Linked DNA regions of Homo sapiens: region 2 is linked to region 1. A link is a loop called in an ENCODE intact Hi-C map of the cell type or tissue named here. Cell type or tissue: A673. All regions are shown on one strand. Links, peaks and the distances in the headings refer to the core of each region. The heading gives the core; the rest is flanking DNA.

The links. Hi-C counts contacts between places; a loop is a spot of excess contacts. Peaks named below come from ENCODE experiments on the same cell type or tissue, not always from the same donor. Only the 100,000 strongest peaks of a DNase experiment are listed, where the experiment ranks them.
Region 2: it touches region 1 in a loop (10-fold over the local background); 7 of 110 quality-filtered maps call a loop at or near these places.

What each region holds. Positions count from the first base shown.
Region 1 is chr3:107,111,417-107,122,894 of GRCh38, reverse strand. LINC00882 (long intergenic non-protein coding RNA 882) reads left to right here. Exons shown (of 4, transcript NR_028303.1): 3 at 10,749-10,835. Among named protein-coding and RNA genes, the nearest start is that of LINC00882, 120 kb to the left of the region's middle. In A673, for the core only: a CTCF peak has its summit at 4,489 (motif pointing right); a DNase peak (open chromatin) is centred at 4,534; H3K27ac peaks cover 2,166 bases.
Region 2 is chr3:106,614,276-106,625,753 of GRCh38, reverse strand. The region is part of intron 2 of LOC101929485 (a long non-coding RNA gene); the gene reads left to right. Among named protein-coding and RNA genes, the nearest start is that of LINC00882, 620 kb to the left of the region's middle. In A673, for the core only: no CTCF peak of the experiment used is centred there; a DNase peak (open chromatin) is centred at 4,943; H3K27ac peaks cover 4,173 bases.

The sequences.
Region 1 (11,478 bases), core at 1,155-9,154:
TTTATTTACTAGTTATCAAAGGGTTATTTTCATGCAAAATAAAAATATACCAATAAAAGCCTTAAAACTTTGGAGAGCTGATTTTCTACTTCATGTTTTTTTTTTGAAATGTCAGACATGACTAAGGAGTGAGGTCTTTTTCTTTTCTTTCTGTATAGATATAAAACCCCCTTTCAATCTCCAGGTTTTGTTGATTTTGTTCCCTATTTTTTTTTTTTACTTTCTATTGCCTGCACTCTGGTAAAATCACCCTCACCACTCACTGGCTGTAATGAAAATGGCAAATACATTCCGTGCAGCCTGTCTTCCCCTAGCCCAGCCTGTTCTTCACACTGCCATCATAATGATGTTTTAAAGACAATTATAATCATAATCCTAGAGCAGAGATTGTTAACCTGAAATCATCCATGGTTGATCAACTTTGTAAGTCTGTGAATCCCTTACATTATAGAAAAAAAGTAGTGTTTATGATTATTTTATTTAGGGGAGAAGCCTAGGTATTTCATCATATCCTTGAAAGAGTCTGTGACACCTCCAACTGTTAAAAATCACTCCACAGAGAATCAAGTTGATGAATAATGATGAGAATAGCCGATGATCTTAACACACATGACTACCAAAATCTCTATTATTTTTCTGGAAACATGATTACTAGAAATCTAAATGGCATCTGTGATTGATTGGTATTCTCTTCCCCCCACATAAGAGTGGCAGAAGAATGACTGTTAGCCAAGTGTCTGTCAAAATGAACTACAAACATATTCATTAGGAAACAGGTTGTTAAAATGGATCAGGTATAAATATGTTTTGCATATCACAAAAGACACCTAAATTAAGGAAAGCTGTGAAAGAGCAGATAGCCATTTTTCAATTATATATGACCAATGTGGCATTTTTTGATATCTTAGTCAGTAATTTGAAGGTCTAGAAATGCCATACGTGCCTATGTAATTTGGGGTCACTGCTTTTGATACAGGCAGTGAGTCTAGAAATTTCTACCTCACTCAGAACAATCATGCTATGACTTTTTCCTACTTGTGCAATTACCAAGATTTCACACCATTTAACACTTTTATGTTTATGCACATGAATATTTACAGGGAAATAGACTTGGGCATTAAAAAAAAAAGTCATTCAGCTTCCTTGACTTCATCAGGTTGTTTGTGGAGGGGCTATTTCACAAACACACAAGCTACAAATCAAAGGTATATGACACCTTTTTATATTATCAGGCAACATGGTGATAAAAAAATGAAATGGAGTTTGTGAATTTTATTACTCCGGGTGACAATTTAATATGTGGGTGATGGTGTGCAGCTCCCAAATGAGATTTGTTGCATCCTCAGAACTGCATAAAATGTCTAAAGAGAGGGGCAAGCTTCCATGCCATATATAGACAGACTCATTGGATCTCCCGAGGAAGTCAGATTGGAAACTTGTAAGTCCATAGTCATTCACAGATGATAAAGTGTGTGAAGTGGGGAGCAGGGAGAGGCCGTGCTTGCATGAAGAATTTTAATGACTTAACGTTTCTTCTCTTCTTATTAATTTTAGCGTAGGGAGGGCAGTGGGATAAGGAAGTCATCAGTCTTGCATATGTCTTTTTCTGCTACAGATGGTACAATGGTTGATTTGGTACAAGGATCATACCAAATATGTATGCAGGAAGCCAAAAAATAGAATCAAATCAAACATGATTTTATAGTTGTTATTATTCCTAAAAATATCTGTGCTCCTGTAGGCATATGTCTTAGATAGGAGAATGCTGTTGGAATTTCTGGTCTCTGCATTGAGGGGCTGTTGGTCTTTTGGAAAGATGTGCTTATTGAATGGGACAAGCTTGCCCCAAGAGGCATTGCTAGGGCTGCTCCCAGACCTACTTGTGATTCAAGGCTGTGCTTCTCCTCTGCACGTGAGACAGGTGAGTTATGTTACTTGCTAGGTAAGAAGGAGGGGAGGAGATAAGTTACCTGAAATCATCTGATGCATTATTATCCCCTTCAGTATGGACATAACGTCAGAAGAGGATCACTGAATCAGATAGGGTAAAGCATTCTTTCGACCTCCCTGCTGGGGGCTTGTCTGTCCTGTTGTGCTGTACTTCTGTGCAGGTGGAAACAAGATGAACTCAAACCACTTGTCTGATTAAATGGGCCAACTGTTTCAGTCATTGCCCAAATAAACGGTGTTTCTGTGCCAACTTTCATGTGTATACTTTGGAGGAAATTGTTACTTCATATTCTAATCTCATCTTTTTCATGGGAGTCTTAGAAGTATTGGAAAGCTGTTTTGAAATCCTTTTTAAAACCTAAGATTGAGCCTCACAATTTTTTTCCTTTATATAGGTATTCTCAGTTTAAATTGCTTTACATTTTTACTTTTTCATTTCACAAATAGAAGGTAATTTATTTTGTTCCTCTTTGAGGGTGCTAAAATGGGATCACTGATTAGAAACTGATAACCACCCACTTGAGCCAGAATTCCTATCTTCTTATGAAACAGCGCTAAAACATTTGATGTAAAATTCCTCAGTATTTTTCAGATCAGACCCTCATTCATTTAAAAAATTTACCTACCTGTGAAAGATCAGAACCTGTACTTTCAGGCTACTGTTCCCTTATTAAATCAGTGAGCAAATGCCCTTAAAAGGGACATTCAATTGAAATTTAAAAAAAAAACATTATTTGAGTGCCTGTTGTATGTCAAGCCCCTTGTAAAGCACTGGGGAGAAAAAAGCAAATATTATAGCGTATAGGAAAGTAAGTAAAGATATTTAACAAACAACCCTAACGCAATGTGATAAGTGCTGTGATAGGGAATTTGGCTCTGTGATTTCAGTGTCAGTGGATTTCTTATTCAGTTAATCTCATCTGCCAAAGAAAATATTTTTGTAATGAGGAAATGTCACCTCTGTTCACCATTGGAAATTACTATTTATCAAGTTGTCATTTACTTGGATAATGTTATCAGGTATTGTCTAGCAGATAATATAGAGGGAAAATAGAACTATCTTCAATAGAGCCCCCTTTGACTTGTAAACTATGATACTCATAATGTTTAGTGCATGGTGTATATTTAGCTTCCTGCCCATCTGGTCTTTTGTTGAGGGACTGAACAATTGGTTTCCATAAGATCCAGTATTAATGAGAGCCCTCATTGTGGTTATTTTTATTACTCTCTTTCTTGAGCAGTTTTTTTTTTCCAAATGAGAATATTTACTGGGTACAAATGTAATTGCTTCAGAGATTTCCAGAAAAGGTGCTAAATTCGTCCTTATCCCAAAGCTGAATTTTAGTTGATCTTTTTTCCTCACCGACTTTTTCAGTTTTGTTTTTCACCACTTTCAAATAAGAATCAGTTGCATGTTCCAATCCTGGAGGTCTCTGAGTTTCCAAACTCTGAAGAAAGGGGCAAGAAAGGAAGAGTTAGGGATGTTAGAAGAGTTAGAAGAGTTACGAATGTTCCTATGTGCCTTCCGTCTGTCTTATACCTGCTGCGTGAGGAGCTGACGCCAACACCCAAAGCCCTGGACAAAGACTTCCTCCACAGTCACTTTCCTCTGACCCACAGGAACCTCCTTGGCTCCTCTCCCTCTTGCCTTCACAGCTTGACTTCCCCTTGTCATCTTGCCCTGTTAGGATCTAGCACCCTCAGAGCTGCTCTGGAAACCCCATAGGGCCTATCTCTGCCACTTGTACTACTCCACTCGCTCTCAGTAATGTGGGTGTGAGGTGCCTCGTCCCCTTGCCTAGCCCTTTCATAACATGGCTGGAAAGTCTTGTATGTGCTGTCCCCAAAACAGATCAGACAATGTTGACCCAACAGAAGGAGCATGGTCACCTCAGTCCCGGTGGGGGTTGGGGGTAGGGGGTCGGGGGAGCCAGTGAGGGGGAAGCGCACAGTGAAGGAGGCCTTGGATTTGGAGACAAAATTCATTTTGGGAGCCTGGAAGCTCTCTGGAACTGGACACAAACTCTTGTCTCTGTAGTTTGCTTACCCAGGGAACTTGGGTAAGAGCTAGTGAATAACTCGTATATGTATTATATGACCTTAATAAGTAATATTGTTTAGCCTGAGTTTTTGATACAGTTTTCAACTGCATGATGTTCTAACTCTGTCTGAGTTTCACAGAATTATTTCTCCAGAGTAAATTGACTTATTCTTCTGAGCAGAGCCCAGGTAGCCTAGTTATCTTAACTGTGAGGAACTGATAGAGCTCTCTATCTCCTTGGGGGATGTTTAAAAATACATAAAGCAAAATTATATCACCTTAAGAACGTTATGGTGATATAACATTCTTATCACCATGCTTTTAACATGCAGTCAGCCCTGCCAAATTTTCCTCTGCCATTGAGAATTGGAGTAATTATTATAAGTGCAGACAAAACTAGGTTTCTCTTGCAGGCAGATTTTTGTGATTGCACCCTGGACTTTCGTTCAGAATTCTTTTCAGTTTCTTAGGAAAGCTAAATGAAATTGCTGCAGTAAGGCCAGAGGGGGGCACCAAATAATCGTGATTGATAGAGTGGTTTGGCTGAGCATTTGCGGGAGGCTCAGGCATCAGGCCTGTGAGCCTCTGTGTCTGTTTTGAGCATTTTGGGCATAAAACATATTGAAGTCTCTTTGTTTACGGAATCGTCGTCAAGCCAGGAGCTGACACCCGAGCTTCAGTGGCCCAAAACATACTCAGCTAATGGGGAAGCAGCAGTTGGCAGGTTCTGTGGTTGTAAACATTTTAGAAAAATTTCTTCACGCTTTTTAGCTCCTTCCTTATTTCACTTATCAGAGTTGAATTGTGGGAAGAACTGAGAAACAAACTCTGCCATGCTCTTGGAAGGCGAGAATGCAGATGGGTCGTTCTTTCTGAGACAGAGGAATTATTGGCAATTTTCTAGGATTAATTGTTCTTGATAAATTGCTGAAATATCTATTTGGTCCTCAGGAAACTGGGGAGCATTCAATACCATTTAAAGTGTTTCTGCATTATTGGCTATTTCAGAAAAGTTGGCTTCCTCTGCTGTACTTCCTAAAGCCAGATTTCTAAATTCAATACAACTTTCAAAGCTATTCTACCACAATTGTTGCAATTTATCTAGTATGGAAAAGTAGTGTTTCATGTTTGTTGGTAGTTACTACTCCTTGTGATCTGTAGTTTGCTTAGATGTCCTTATTTATAGTGAATTAATTTAGGGCAGTGGGCAGGGGCCAGGGCAAAGGAGTTGGAATGTCCTCTATTCAATTGAGGAGGGTCTAGGTACGCTTACTTCATTCTTTGTCAGTACATGATGGATTCTAAGTCTTCTTGCAAAATACGTGTGAACACAAAAGTGATTAATTATGATCATGTCAAATTTGAAACTGATTTAAGTCCTGAACTATAATCTGTCACCTCAGTTTTCCTTTTAGACTTTTTGTATGGTTTAGGAATATTTCAAAAGTGTCCTTTGACCATCTCTTTTCATAAAGTAAAATCTGTGATCATGGGGTTACACGACAAGTCAGTTGATGCACACAGAACAATGCTGACTCAGGGAGACAGAGGCTGTGAGGGTTCTTATAAATGCTGACCCCTTCATATGCCGACATGTTCACTTAGTGTTTACGAACTTGAGCTCCGGAGCCAGACTACTTGGGTACTTGGGTAGGAATGTAGGCCCTACCACTTATTATCTATATGACTTTGGCAAGTTAGTGAGCTTCTGTGTGCCTCAGTTTCCTCATCCATAAAGTGGAGTAATGCTAGTATCATAGAGTTAGCCTGAGAATTAGATGAGTTATTATATGTAAAGCAGTTAGAATAGAACCTGGTGTATACTACTTCATAAGTACATGCTAAATAAATATTTTAGGTCAGGCAGGGTGGCTCATGCCTGGAATTCTAGCACTTTGGGAGGCCGAGGTGGGTGGATTGTCTGAGCTCAGGAGTTCAAGACCAGCCTGGGCAAAATGGTGAAACCCAGTCTCTACTAAAATACAAAAAATTAGCCGGGCGCGGTTGTGTGCGTCTGTAATCCCAGCTACTTGGGAGGCTGAGGCACCAGAACTGCTTGAACCCAGGAGGTGGAGGTTGCAGTGAGCCAAGATCATACTACTGCATTCCAGCCTGGGTGAGATTACTAGACTCTGTCTCAAAAAAAATAAAAAAAATTTTAAAAGTGATATAAAAACTATTATGTCAGTCCTATAGAATTTTTCCAGAGAAATTTACCATCAGGTGATTTTTATATGGGCATATATTGACTTAGTTGTTTCCTGTGCCTGGCTTCCTGGCTGGTATCTTAGGACCCTGCTGTTCTTTTATGCCTATAGAAACCTTTGGCAGGGCGCGGTGGCTCGCGCCTGTAATCCGAGCACTTTGGGGGGCCAAGGCGGGCGGATCACGAGGTCAGGAGAGCAAGACCATGCTGGCTAACACAGGGATACCCCATCTCTACTAAACACACACACACACACACACACACGCAAATTAACCGGGCGTGGTGGCGGGCGCCTGTGGTACCAGCTACTCAGGAGGCCGAGGCAGGAGAATTGAGTGAACCTGGGAGGCGGAGCTTGCAGTGAGCTGAGATTGTGCCACTGCACTCCAACCTGGGCAACAGAACGAGACTTCGTCTCCAAAAAAAAAAAAAAAAAAAAAAGAAAGAAACTTTTAAGAGACAAGAAATAGAACAATCAAAATCTTGTACAAAGATCATATTACAACCGACTCTTCAACATAATTTATTTAACAAACATTCATATAGCACTTACTATGTGCCACACACTGTTTTAAACACTGTACAAATATTAACTCATTGAATCCTCATTATAACAGAATACTTGTTGAATTTCAATTAAGTGATGTGGGAAAATCCTCTAGCCTGGTGTCTGACATGATAATCCTTTAATAAATATTTGTTGAAGGAATGAATACCTGTGAGTGACTCAATCAATCAGTCTATCTTGTTTGGCTAATAAAAAAAGCAAATAATATACCAGGATGTTATATTAAGTGGCCTAATGTGTTCTCAGAAACTGGAAACAATTGAGACTCTTTATCCACAGCTGTATTCAGTTTGTACTGAAGGGACTAAAGTGGCCTAAATGTGCCTGTTCCTTTCTGAATATTAAGTCACTTGCTATTTTGATATTAAGCTTAGATGTTTAGATGTCGTAGAATTGGTGAAGTCTTGGTGACTTGTAGGCTGTTACATTCAACTTATATTGAATATCTTAGTGTACCATTCTAAATTTCCATTTTTATCTTTATTTTGGATTTTGAGCAGACAGTATTATGATTCTGTTTAAGACATGAAGACATGCCAATTTTCCTACACTCTTTCAATTGCATTCTTTTGTTTTAATCTTGGAAAACATATTTGCATCATATTTCTTAATTTGTCACAGCCTGAGAAGTGACATTATTGAATGACAGTAGGAGCTTGAATATTGTGCTTTGAAATGCCATTGAGGATACCATTATTCATGTGACAGCCCTGAGAAGATTAGCAAATAACTACTTAACATTTTATAATGCTTTATCATCATAAAAATCCACATATTAAACTTGAGGAATAAATTACTTAAAAATATATCATTTCTATTCAAACACCATTTGGAAAAACTTGAGAGATAAATGCCAGTTTTTAATGAAGCTACAATAAATGTTTTTATTCACCATGTTATTGCTCCAGTCAATTGTAGATTATTTTTATAATCACTAAATTAGCTGCATTTAGCCTTAAACCTACTTGTTGAAACACAGTTAACATGGTAGAAGAGAACCAATGTAATAATAGTCTAAGACTTCAATAGTCTCTGTGCCTGTCTCTCTTTTCTCTTCCTTTCTAGGTACTAGTTGAAATGATCTCTTCCTAATCTATGACAAGTATCTGGGAATGTGGAATTTAATTTAATTATTATTATTATTTTTTGAGATGGAGTCTCGCACTGTCACCCAGGCTGGAGTGCAGTGGCGCGGTCTTGGCCCACTGCAACCTCTGCCTCCTGGGTTCAAGCGATTCTCCTGCGCCCACCACCACGCCCAGCTAATTTTTTTTTATTTTTCATAGAGATGGAGTTCCACCGTGTTAGCCAGGATGGTCTTGATCTCCTGACCTCGTGATCCGCCTGCCTCGGCCTCCCAAAGTGCTGGGATTACAGGTGTGAGTCACCGCACCCGGTGGAATTTAGTTTTTAAAAATGAAAGTGTTGAGATGTGGTACTGAAGGGCACGTGGAAAAGAGTGGGTAACTTTCCACGAGGAGCTCAGGTCCCTTTGGTGGCTATGAAGAAGTGGAGAGGAAAAATCAAAACTGTAAACTCTTATCTCTGAAATTAAATATTGTTGATACTGCCAGAGTAGACATGGGATTGTGGGCAATTCCTGGTTTCAGGGAAGTCAACAAATCTTCTGAAGTTACAATGTAGTTAAAAATAACAGTTGAGGAGTGGGATTGCCCTGTGCCTCATCCAGTGGTCAGAGGTGTAGAGTGGGTTGAAGTTTATAAACTGACAGTCAATAAAATCTGCCCCAACCCAGGCAAGTAACTGGCAGGCTTGAAGCCTGAGAAGAAGCTATTTAAGTAAACCCTAAAAATTCTAGTGCAATTTGACACCCTTGTTTCAGTATAGCTCTGGGATAGAGGCAGAGGGGTGGTCTCCTGACTGCATGGTGGAGGTTTTTGATGGGATGAGGGGCAGAGTGATGAAAAGATGACATTATTGGTAAGTCCAGATTTCAGTTGTGAACTGATACTTCAAGTTTTGGTAGTACTGACAGTGGACAGCCCCTCAATAGGATGAACAGGTTTCTGATAGGGACTGTGACACCTTCTAGCTTTAAATAAGACATCTGAATTCTGTCTCCAGAGATAAGAGGCACAGACTGTTGGTCTTAGATGCTAGGATTCTGGGATATTACAGAATGGTAGTATGGGGCGGGCTGTCTGGAAGGAAGATACTGGACTTGTTTAGTTTGGTTATAAGCTTGTCCATGTCAGTATTTAATAAACATTCAGGTGGCTCAACAAATTTTGTGGAAAAAATATTGCATGACAGTAGGAGCTTGAATATTGTGCTTTGAAATACCATTGAGGATATCATTATTCATGTGACAGTCTGTGGAGTAGGAGCCTTAAGTTCAGATTACCCATCCGTATATCCACTCCCACACATATATATTCAAACATGCCGTAAATTCTCATTTACTCCCTTCTGCCTCTTTTCCTTCCAGAATGAAGGAATCTCTTGACAAATGTGCCCCCTCCTCGCCCTCACCCCTCACACCCATATTAAGTCAGATTGGTCCCCTCAGCATCCCTGAACTTGCCTTGTTCATCATCATCCTAAAATACTTCTCATGCTATTTCTCTTACCTGGTTGTTCTCAGCTTTCTCTTTTTGCCTCTGCGAATATTATCCATTCTTTAAAGTTGAATGACCCTTCTTTGGCTACTTTTCCAAGCTTGTGCCCTTTCTACAACTTCATCTGTCTTAATAGATTGAAAACTTCTTCAGAGTAAGGGCCACATCTTTGTTTTCTTCTTTGCTATATTCTGTGTACTGTACCACACTCTGGTGATGTGTGACTATAAGCCAGGTAATGAAAAATCCTGATTTTTGCAAAAAGGAAAATTTTGCTTAATCTGCTTTGTAGTCTCTAAATAAACTTAGCCACTGCCTTCACAAATTACAAATTGCTTCTGATAAGTTCATTTTTAAAAATGGTATCAAAAGTCCCCTTTTGTTTTGTTTTACATTTATCCCCTTGAAATTCTCCTTGACCATAATCATGGTCAAAGACTTGAAATAGTTGGAAGTTTCCTCAGGTGGACAAAGGTGCTGAGATTAGATGTTCTAAAACATAACTTCAGTAGTCATTAAGGCCATAATCTGAATTAAGTTTCCTAGTAAATTACTGAAGAATGCTTATTTAAGTCTTCTGATCACTGTACCTTGTATGTATCAAGATATCGTTTTGTATCCCATGAATATGTACAATTATTATTTGTCAATTAAATAAAAAATTTTAAAACACACATAAAAATAAAGTTATCTGAAAGCTATTCATCTAAAACTGATCCAATTAGACAGATGTATCACTGCAAGCTACAGTGCTCAAATTTATGATATTCATAGTGAAATAATTTACTGTTACAATATATTTAAGCTCCCTGGAACCTTAATGTCAACCATATTGTTAGGCACACATAGTAGGTTCTCAATAAATATTTGGTGGAAAATTGATGTATTTTAATGTATGTATATTTGAGTGAGCTATTTCTGTTTTTGGTGTCCTGTCCTGATTTATAGTGAAATCTCTCAGTCTAGATTATTTTGGCACATTGCCAAACATAATGTAATGAAATAGAAAATTCTGTTCATACTAATTTATGACCAAATCTAAAACCTCTTTGAAATTAGTAGAGGTGCCTTTGTCTTCACAGAGCTTGGAAGACAATGAACTATTTTTCACAGAGATTATATTTAGTTATTTTCTTTTTGTAATTGTATTTTAGCACAAACTGACAAACAACTACATCAGCATTATCGTCTTTATCCTGTATTCACGAACATTTAAATTAAATTAGTATTCTTTAGGTTACATATGACATAACTTAAAATTTTTTCTGGATAAATGGTTATTTTTATAGTTGCATTATGGACTTTGGCATTATTCAAAGAATACATAATTTAAATTCTGACAAGCTTTTAAAACATTTTCTTCTAAGCAATGCCTGCAAATTAGTCTTTTCTTTCCCTTTTTAGACTGGGGCTGTGGCTGAGATGTCACATGGCAGATAGGATCACAAATTTCTGTTGTATCTGGATGGAGATCAGCAGGAGGATCTATGGGTGAGAAGAAGCACAGTTACAGATGGATTCTAGAGCCTGCTTGCTGACACAGGCTTGCAACTGCGGACTTTATAAGCTTAGTTTTTAATCTGCTATCAGCTAGCATAATACCATAAATGCATAAGAAACTAAGTATTCAGTCTTACGAGAAATGCTATCTTGACCTGACCCTTTCTCCAAATAAATTGACAAAATATCTCATCGTCTAGGATGCCAGACAGAAATACCAGTTGCAATGTTTTGTTGCATAAAGTTTATCCTAATTTAAATTAGTGGCATATAAAGTCATCATCTTGCTTGAACAAACATCTTATTAAATTGAGCATGTCTTTTATCCCATGAAATGAAATTAATTTTGAGATAGTTATTTTTCAGTTGGAAATTTATTGAGTTGATAGAAAACAAGTTATATAGTCTTCCAAAGAATATGTTACATCCATTTGCATTTTGTTTTTCTTCAGCAATGTTTGGTTTTTAGAAAATCTTACAAGTTAAATATACTAATGTAGAAATTGAAAGAAAATAATCAGAGATAGAGCAATAAATTTGCAAATAAAGATTATTCTTAAAACAAATGTTTACTGTAGTTTTATTTATATAAAAAATCCCAAACTACCCAAGTCTTCAAATAATAAAGACACTA
Region 2 (11,478 bases), core at 1,082-9,081, 500 kb after region 1:
ACATTTAACTCATATCCAGAATAGCCAAAATTACACAATTCATATTTAGTAGCTTATATCACATATTTATTTTGTTCTTACTGGAACAGTGGAAATACCGCACAAAACTGACTCCAATGTTTTTAGCTCCTTGAAGTGTGCAGTGTCTATTAACATGCTTTACCTTTGTCTTGCTGAGTAAGAAAGGACTGAAAAAAAGGATCAATGAGCTCCCTGTCTTTCCTTTTCCTTCTATGGCATTATTTTCAGCTTTGGTGTTTGGTTAGTACAGGAATATCATAAATAAGAGAAATATAACAGGGTTCCTTGATCATTTCTGTTTCTTAGAATGCCATCGCCTTTTTCCTGTATTTGAACCAAGCCCTGTTCAAAAGGAAAGCATGGAATCTCTGGGTTGTTAGCATAATTACTCCATTGAAGAAGTAGCTCACTTACTTGTACTTGCTTTTATGGTGGTTCCACTGGAATTAGGCACTCTCAGGACACCATGAACACTATATGCATATATGGCAGCGGGGCACAATGTGTACATATTGTGCTTATCTTCTTTGCTCCATTGTTCTATGTGACTTGGCTTACAAAATACAATTCAAAGGTAAGATTATTAAGAATTTTAAGACAGCAACAGGACAGCATTAAGTCAAGTGTGAGGAGTTTCTGCACATGAGGCCTGCGTGACAATGTAGGTTATACATCCATGAAGCCAGCATGCATTGAGACAGATAGAAAATGAATTTTGGTAAATTTAAATTTTGATTTAATTTAATACTTATTTTAAAAAGTCTGAATATGCTGTAAAGAATTTACATTTACTCTTTACTCAGATTTATGAATTAACATTGTTTTCATTTGTTGCATAATTCTCTCCCTCTCCTGGTCTGGTTGTATTTTTCCCTTGAATTATATGAGAGTAAATGTCAGATAATGCCACTTTACCCTAAGTAATTCATTGTCTCCTTTTTAAGAAAAATAACATTCTTTCATACTTGCTATGGTTTGAATGTTTTTGTCCCCCCCAAAACTCATTTTGAAACTTAATCCTGAATGCAACAGTATTGAAAGGTCAGACCTAATGGGAAGTTTTTAGATTGTGAGGACTTTGCCCTCACGAATAGATTAATGCTGCTATAATAAAAGGCTTTTGGGAGTGAATTCACTCTCTTTCACTCTTTTGCCATGTAAGGACACAACATTTATTTCTTCTTTTCTTTGTACCTTCCTTCATGTAAAGACACAGAAAGAAGACCCTCTGCAGACACAAGACGTCAGTGCTATGATTTTGGACTTCCCAGCCTCCAGAAACATGAGTCAATAAATTTATGTTCATTATAAATTACCCAATATTTGGTATTTTGTTATAGCAGCACAAAATGAGCTATAAAGGAAATTGGTACCAGGAGTGGGGCATTGCTGACAAATACCTGAAAATGTGAAAGCAGTTTTAGAAGTTGGTAATGGGTAGAAGCTGAAAGAATTTGAAGCACCAGGCTTTAAAAGTCCTAATTTCTGTGAACTGAACATTAAGGGCAATGCTAGTGAGAGATGAAAAGAAGATAAAAGCTGTTTATAGTCATGAACAGAATGTTAGTAGAAATACAGAAAGTAAAGGCCATACTGAGGAAGTCTCAGAGGGAAATGTGGAATAAGATACTGGAAACTGGAGGAAAGGCAATGGCATTTCTAAATTTGTTAGAACAAGTTTTTCACTTGTTCTAAAGTGGCAAAGAACTTGGCTGAATTGTATCCGTGCCCTAGGGCTTTATGGAAGGCAGAATTTAAGAGCTATGAACTAGGATATCTGCCAGAAGCAATCTGTAAGCTGCAAAGCATTGAGGGAGTTTTGTCTCTTCTCTTTACTATATATAGTAAAATGCAAGAAGAGAGAAATGACTTAAAATTTACAATCAAAAGAGTAGAAGAATGAAGAGATTTGGAAAATCCCCAACCTGGCCATGTAAGAATAAATGACCTGTTTAGGAGAAAAAAAAAAAAAAAAAACAGGGGTGTGGCCAAAGGACTGTTTGATAAGAAGACTAGTGTAGATAGAAGGAAGCCAGGAGCCATTCATCAAGGAAATGGGGAGTGACCCTGCAGGCATTTCAGAGTGGCAAGTCTCCACTCTGATTACAGGCCCAGAATGCCAGGGCCTTGAGGGCAGAGAGATTTTGAGGGAGAGATCCTTGGTGCCCATGGGACCTCAGTGCTCACTGTCCAAAGCCACCTTAGGCCTCTTCTTCCCTCATTTTGATGCTGCACTTCTCAGCCACCCCAGCTGTGTTTCAAGCAGGCCCAAGTGTGTCTCCAGCCACTACTTTAGAGGTATAAGCCATAAACCTTAGTGGCATTCATGTGATGCTAGTTTTATAATCATGCAGGATACATGGCAATTGGAGACATGATTTTCTCCATCTAGATTTAATGAATGCTGTAGAGATTGGCCACGGGGGCAGAGTCACCCCAGAGAGTCCCTGACAGGGCAATGTTTAATGAATCCATGTGAATGGAGCCACCTTCAAGACCCCAGAACTGCAGAGCCACAAGGGTGCAATACCAGCCTGGGAGAGCTGCAGGCATGAGTCCAACCTGTGACAGTTGCTGTGTGGGCTGAGCCCAGAAAAGTCACAGGGGCTGGAACCATGAGTAGGGTACTGGTAATAATTGCTGTATCATTCTAACAGTAGTAGAAAACAGTAGTTTTCAGGGATTATTGAGGCCTTAGGGCCCAACTCCTTTCCCAGTGTTTGGATGGTGGAACATGGCGACAAAGATTATTTTCATACCTTAGAATTCAGTGTTCTTCACTCTGTTGTGTTATGAACTTGCTTGGGACCTGTTACTACTTTCTTTTTGCCTATTTCTACCTTTTAAAATAAATGCATTTTGCATGTTAGAAGGAAATAAATTTGATGGGTCAGAGGCAGAATGCTTTGGGTTGAATTGGTCCTTTGGAATTCATATGTTGAAAATTTAATCCCCAATGAGACCGTATTGGGAGGTAGAATCTAATGAGAGGTGTTTAGGTCTTGAGGACTCTGCTTTTATGAATAGATGAATACCATTATAGAAAGGGCGCATAGAACTGGGTTCACTGTCTTGCACCCTTGCTGATCTTCCTTCTTCCTTGTGAGGATCAGCAAGAGTGCAAGAGAGTGAACCCAGTCCTGTGTGGGTTCACTCTCTTGCACTCAAGAAGGCCCTCACCAGATGCTTGTGACTTGATCTTGGACTTCCCAGGCTCTAGAACTGTGAGCCAATAAATTTCTGTTGATTATAAATTACCCAGTCTTAGGTATTCTGTTATAGCAGCACCAAATAGAGCAAGACAATAATCACAGTACAATTATTAAAATCAGAAAATTTTACACACATAAAATATTTGTCTTACTTGTAATCTATAATCAAATTTGTTAATTATCTCAATAATGTTCTTTACAGTTATTTCTTCCAAGTCCAAGATCCAATCCAGTCTAAGGCGTTGCATTCAGGTGTCATGTCTCTTTAGTCAATTTTTTTTTGAGATGGAGTCTCACTCCATGGATGAAGAGCAGTGGCGCAATCTCGGTCTACCACAACCTCTGCCACCTGGGTTCAAGCGATTCTCCTGCCTCAGCCTCTGGAGTAGCTGGGATTACAGGCACCGGCCACCACGCCTGGCTAATTTTTTGTAGTTTTTAGTAGAGACGGGGCTTCACCATCTGACCAGGCTGGTCTTGGACTCATGACTTCATGATCCGCCCCCACAGCCTCCCAAAGTGCTGGGATTACAGGCATGAGCCACCATGCCTGGCCTCTTTAGTCCACTTTAATCTGGAACACTTCTTTAATTCCCCTTTGTCTTCATGACCGTGATTTTTTTGAGTAGTACAGGACAATTCTTTGGCAGAATATTCCTCAATTGAGGTTTGTGTGATGTTTCTTCATACAACATAGGCCTGAGTTAGGCTCAGACGATGCCTTTTAGACAGGAATCTTATGGAACTGATGTTTCCTCCTTCTCAGAGCAGGTTATCAGGAGCCATACGAGGTCTTCTTGACCCATTATATTAACTTAATAAATGGTTAAGGTGGTGTATTCAAGGTTTCTTTACTAAAATGTTACCTTATTTCCCTTGTGATTAATAATTTTCAGAGAGATACCTGGAGACTACATAAATATTCTATTACTCAAAACCTTCACATGCTAGTTTTATATTTCATGATGATCCTTGCTTAGATCAAAAATTACTACAGGGTGATAATTTTTCTATAGACATCCTCCTTTCTACACTTATTAGTTGGCATTCTATTGTGAGCATGCCATTTTCTTTCAACACCATTTATTCATTCAGCATAAACTGGTGAATCCTTTTTGTTGTTGTCATTTTATAGATTATATGCTTTTATTATTTATTTTATTTTATTGCTTATTTTTCTTATATTTGGCCATTGGAATCCTCCAAGCAGACTCCCATATCCTTTGGACATGCCCTTATCATGTTTTGAATACTATATTACTTTCTTAAATAAGAAGATTATTCAAGCTTATTTTGCATTTTCTCTTACCTGGCCAGAGAGTCAACAATTTCTCCAAGCAACCCTAAATTATTTTAATAAATTGTGATATTAGGAACTAAGGTCTAGTTTTATTGCTTATTGCTACTGGGATGTCATAAAATGCAATATGAAGGCAATGTCAATGCAATGCAATATGAATGCAATGACATAGAATTGCTACTGGGATGTCAAAGAATCTCACTTGGTGAGATCTAATAATCTGAGAATCACACTTCTGTAGAACCTTATTGACTGCTTTTAGGGATTGTCCCACTTAGACATATAAGTTGACCACCTTGGCTACAGTAACCTCACACCAATCACTAGCATCACTGTGGTCAATGATTAAATTGCCTACTCTACTTCTGATTAGCTAAATGTCCCTTCCTTCCTTCCTTCCTTCTTTCCTTCCTTCCTTCCTTCCTTCCTTCCTTCCTTCCTTCCTTCCTTCCTTCCTTCTCTTTCTTCTCTATCTCTCTCAACACTGAGAATTATGAGATATATACATATCTATCTCCATCCTCAGTAAAAAACCTTTTCTTCAAGAAGGACATTCCTTACAACCGCATACTTACAAAACCAATAATTTCTTTTTCTATGGCCTATGGATTTTCTTTTCTATTTCTTTTTTTAAAAGCATTTCCAAGGCCGGGCGTGGTGGCTCTTGCCTATAATCCCAGCACTTTGGGAGGCCGAGGCAGGTGGATCATGAGGTCAGGAATTCAAGACCAGCCTGGTCAAGATGGTGAAACCTCGTTTCTACTAAAAATACAAAAAATTAGCCGGGCGTGGTGGCAGGCCCCAACTACTCGGGAGGCTGAGGCAGAGAATTGCTGGAACCTGGGAGGAGGAGGTTGCAGTGATCCGAGATCACGTCACTGCACTCCAGCCTGGGTGACAGAACGAGACTCTGTCTCAAAAAAATTAAAAAAAAAAAGTATTTCCAACTATCAAAAAGCTTTTTGACATATCTAAGCCTTTAAATTGAAGATTTTATGGTGACATTGTCACACACTTTAAAATTCTTTTTTCCCCAACAAATTGTTTTAACATGAATTAGAGAACTTTTAATTTTATTTTTGTATGTATTAATGTCTAGAAATATCTTCTTCGAACTTATCTTTCCTTCCTTCTGCCATAAATAAAATAAAATAGAATAAAATAAAAAGTTGCTATTGAGTTTTTCTGTGCTCACAAATATATTTTAAGTTTGCATTAGCATTTCTCACCAAACAACACCATTGTACTATTAGGAAAACACATTTCAATTCAAAAAGTGTTGAAATTAATCAACTTTTCTCTTTTGTGCAAAAAGAGGCAAAGGTCCTAGAAATAATGCAGGTGTAGTTGTAATATTATAGATTATTTTATGTTAGTAAAGATATTTCATTTTGTTCTGTATCTTTGTACCATAACAATGTTGATTGGAACTGAAATGTTGCAAGAACAATTGTATAATTAGAAGATAATCATTTACTCTGGCAATATCTTGAAAGTGAGAGTTTTAAAGAACAATTATAATTTCTATGTGTTTGATTGAAATGTGTTTATCCTGATTAACAATTTACAAACATTTCTTCCTGTAAACCTCTGAGATCTCAAAAACAGTTTAGCTTCCACAGGCTACTGTAGGTAATGTATATTTTTAGTTCTAAAATAATCAAAGTTTTAAAATGAACTTAATAACTTATTCCATTTATTTCCCCTGTGGCAGGAGAATTGCTTTTTAATAAAGCATTCCAATTTATCTATAGTTCTACAGATAAATGCTGAAAGTCAACATAATCAAATTGGAAGGTCAAAGTTTCAAATATGACAAGTTGAACAATCTTCATTTGTAAATTTAAGAAAAAATTTTCAAATAAATGTCATTAATATAGAAGAAAGAGGTCCACATTTGCTCTTTAGAAAAATATTTACAGAGTTCATAGTACCTAGTTGCCTGCTATGGAGAGCATCTGCATCACAGGATAATTTGATAATCCGATCTGCACAAAAGAAATTGACCTTTTTAGAGGGAAGTCGTGATGTAAAATGGGTTCTTCGAAAGAGAAGTTGAAATCAACTTGTGCTTTGCAGTGGTGACAGTATTTCCAGAATTTGAGTTCTTTACTTGATGATTTTAATGGAACCTATTTTAACTGAGGTACTCATAAGGCTAACTTATAATTTCACTAGGACTTATTATCTGTGAAGTGCTTTCACACCCACCAACAAAATATTATACGGTAACAAGTTGTTTTCCCATTTTAGACATTAAAAATGTAAGGTTAAAGACATTGCTTAAAACCTTAAAAACACTTACAAAAATAAGAAAATACATGCCCATTTTTAAATTTCTTTTTTTCTATTTATATTTTCTGGGCCTCAAATGCAGAACTTTATTTATCACATTCTCGTGCACTTTTACCAACAGAGTAAACTAGCTAACTCTTTCCCTAATCTCTCTTCATTAAATATTATGAATTGTTTTTAATTGATGCAGAGGCTAAATGACATATCTGCAGATCTCCAATATAAAGCTCTATCTGAACAGATGTGAGCCTGGGTTGATAACAAAAAGTAGGAGTTAGTTTATAAGTACAGTCCCCAATACCTGCGGTTTGCATTTAGCACTTTTAGTTACCTGTGGTCAAATTGTTCAAAAACATTAAATTAAAAGTTCCAGAAATAAAAATTCATAAGTTTTAAATTGCAAGCCATTCTGAATAGCTTGATGAAATCTTGCGCCATCTGGCTTGGTTCTACCCAGGATGTGGATCAGCCCTTTGTCCAGAGCATGCAAGTCACGTATGCGACACCCTGCCCCTTAGTCACTTAGTAGCTATCCTCGTTATCAGCTCACTTAGTAACTATGTTGGTTAACCTATCAATTGTTGCAGTATAGCAATGCTTGTGTTTAAGTAGGCCTTATTTTACTTAGTAATGGCTCCAAAGCTCAAGAGTAGCGATGCAGGAATATTGTTCTAATTGTTCCATTTTATTATTAGTTATTACTGTTAATCTCTTGCTGTACCTAATTTATAGATTGAACTTTATCATGGATATGTATGGATAGGGAAAAAATAGCATATATAGGGTTCAGTAGTGTCTGTAGTTTTAGGCACCCCTTTCCAAGGCTGTGAGTCTTGGAACATATTCCTTATGGATAAGGAGGGACCACTGCAACGCCTTTCATAAGCATGTTTTAGGAGCAGTAATGCAAGATTGGTGTCAAAGGAAATTCCCCCCCTTTTTAGCTTATTTCCATAATATACATCAGGGCATCGTGTATTTGTTTTTTTGCACATATGCATTTTGACTATTACATCTATGTTTTTGAATAGAAATTTGAGTTAGTTTCTTTTTTTCTCATCCCCAAATGCCCTGTGAATCAGGTCAGATGCCTGTTAATCAAATCACGCACAATATTTTATGTTACTCCCCACTGGCTATTGAGAAGTAACTTTAAAAATCTTCTTCCCAACATTGTTCTAATAGAACTAGGATTGCTAAATGTGACAAAATTATAGGATATTCTAAAATTGAGTTTCATCCTAGTTAAATTTGGACATCCTAGTTAAATTTGAATTTCAGATAGATGACAAATAATTATTCGTATTACTATGTCCCTAACATTGCATGGAACATAATTATTGTAAAATAATGATTCATTGTTGATCTGAAATTTAAGTTTACTGGAATGTCCTGTATTTTCTCTGGCAAGCCTCGTTAGAACCAATGAGAAATTAAAATGATTTTGTCATTGAGTCATGTGGTGAGCAACAACAAAAAGTAAGCAAAGACACTGAGACAGAAATAAATTGTTTCTAAATCTGATTTAAAATACTTTGAGTAAGGGAATTTTTTTTTCCCTACATAGCTGAAAGTTGGAATAAGAAGACAGGCCCACTCCAGGAGCAGTATGATCAACAATTCAATAATGGTCTGAAGGATCTGATTCTTTCTGTTTCTGGGTCCAGCCACCCTCAGGTTTCCTGTCCTGTATGCAGGTTGCTGCAGCAGTTCTTGGGTCACATCAAGAAGCAGCAGTGTCCAAAGGCAGAAAAGAAATCCCTTCTTTCAGTGTGTTTTTTTAAGAACTAGAAAACCTTTCCTAGAAGCCTTATGAAGACCCGTCTTAATGATTACACATCCCCTCCCTCCTCTCCCCCAAATCTGTCATATTCACGGGTAACTATCTAGATCATGACTGTCACCTAATCATGATACTCCTGCTAAGGTAGTTACGAGGTCAGTTCCTCATGAGGTACATGGAGGAAAAGCATATTTGAAACAATTAGGTTATATTAGAAAGGAAGAAGACTGTAAGAAGATAGACAACCAATATGTTCTCTTAGTTTCCTGTGGTATGCAAAATTCATACTCTCATTTACATAGGGGAACCCTCCAGCTTCCTAGAAAATTAATCTGACAACACATAGACCAGCCAGTCTTTTAAAGAAACTTCAAATATTTTCCATTCCGTTGGAGTATCTCCAGGAGGTCCTGACGAGGGAAGATGATACTAAAGAATTGAGCTTACTACTGAGTGACAGTTGTACAAAAAGGATACGGTTTTAGTGAAGGGGGGAGAAAAAGAGACTAAAACTCTCCTCCTGTTAGAAGTCTAAGAGATCTTTCAGGTTCCTCTAGAGTGGACCTGAGCTTATTTTTTCTGATCTTATTCCAAAGACAAACACAGAGCTACAAGGAATTCAGTGAATCTCAAGACCACCAGGAAAACAATGAGTTACCTCTAGGGAGGTTTTAGTTCTTGTTTACTGAGAATATGCACTTTGTGGTTTAAAAAGCAACGACAAAGAGATGTTATGTCATTAATAGTTACTCTTAATCATAATAAGACTGTAAATTAAAATATGACAGGGTAGACTGAGGACATTATGTACTTGTACAGTAGAAATTCCTAATTTATATCACCTGAATGACTGTATTTAGGATTTGGAATAATAGGGGTAACTTCAATGAGTTTGATATATGAATGAGTTGTTCTTGCATTTTTCTTTAGCTGTATGTTGAAATTCCTCACATTACAAGTGTGCAGGACTCCCAGAAAAAGAATGCTGTACAAAACATGGGCCGTGTTAGTGGCCCTGTGGTACTAATGCAAATAAGTGATTAAAAGCAATTGAACACATACTCATCTTCCATCCAGCACTGCACACATATGCACACTTTTGAGAATTCTTATCTGACTATCAAAACATTAGCCCTTATTGTTGAGAATACATCCACTTATGAACAGTGATAATAAAGTTTCTGGTTCTGATCCCTGATAATAAATTCCTACAGTTGCCATTAGGGGTAGGGGCCCTGTCTCTATCATCTCAGGTGAGAGTGAAATACTTTTCTGGGAAATAATAGAAAACAAGGAGCCTCATAGGTTACAAATAACAGCTGTAACCTTGGAAATTGTATCAAGTTATAAAAGTAGGGAACTGAGTGATAGGAATTGTTCAATGATAAGTAATAAGAAAATCACATTCTAGAAGAGTTTTAGAAAAGAGCACAACTCTCAGGCTATGTCATACACAATCCAAGGAAGATGCAATCAGCTTTGGCAAAGGGAGTACTGAAAAACCATGACAGATTGATCATAATGCTCTTGAAGACCTATTAACTCGATTTTTCTTCAAGTCAATATTAACAACAGATTATGTATATTGATTGTTTTAAGAAAGCTTTTCTTTCCAGTATGATCTATCAGGAATGCCTGTCAGTTACATTTCTTGGTAAAAATTAATAGATTTGCTTGGCTTTTATTGAACTCAGGTAGTATTGTAGCCATCAGGGACATAAACACTAAAAATATAGGAATACAAGCATAGAAATGTGAAATGGTAGTATATGGTCATGACTATTCTATAAGAATAATTCTTCCACTTATGGAGCTTATATTTTTATAAAAATTAAATGATTAGATATCAATAATCGCCCTAATGGAGTTTCCATTAGGGTGATTATTGATAGATAGATAGATTGATATTTAAGAAGACCTTTATAAATATTTATAAATATATGTATACTTATATATGACTATATTTGGGATTTGAAATTAGGGGCAACTACATATTAGTTCTTCTACATACAGTTCTTGTTAAATATATATAAAGTATCATCACCAAGGTGTTATTATAGACAGGCTAGAAGTATGTGGGGCTTTCTAAGAAGACTTTTTTTTTTGAGATGGAGTCTCGCTCTGTCTCCCAGGCTGGAGTGCAGTGGCGCAATCTTGGCTCACTGCAATCTCCACCTCCCGGGTTCATGCCATTCTCCTGCCTCAGCCTCCTGAGTAGTTGGGACTACAGGCACCCACCACCACGCCTGGCTAATTTTTTTGTATTTTTAGTAGAGACAGGGTTTCACCATGTTAGCCAGGATGGTCTCTATCTCCTGACCTCGTGATCCACCTGTCTTGGTCTTTCAAAGTGCTGGGATTACAGGCATGAACCACCGCACCCAGCCTAAGAAGCCTTTTTAAAAGATGTAAAATTTGAGATGGCTATGAGAGGGTGGGATGTTCAGTTAGAGAAGATAACAGAAGGAGAAATGTGAGAAGCATGAAGATATGAAATAAAGTGTACTGGACTGTAAGTAATACAATATGGCTGGGTATAAGGTATGGAGTTGTTGAGTAAAGATAAAAGGCTTTTCTATATTCTATTTGAATAGGAATGAGGGCCAGGCCCAGTGGCTCATGCCTGTAATCCCAGCATTTTGGGAGGCTGAGGCGGGAAGATCATTTGAGGTCAGGAGTTCAAGACCAGCCTGACCAACATGGTGAAACCCTGTCTTTACTAAAAATACAAAAAATTAGCCAGGCGTGGTGGGGCATGCTTGTAGTCCCAGCTACTTGGGAGGCTGAGGCAGGAGAATCACTTGAATCCAGGAGGCGGAGGTTGCAGTGAGCCAAGATCACACCACCGCATTCCAGCCTGGGTGACA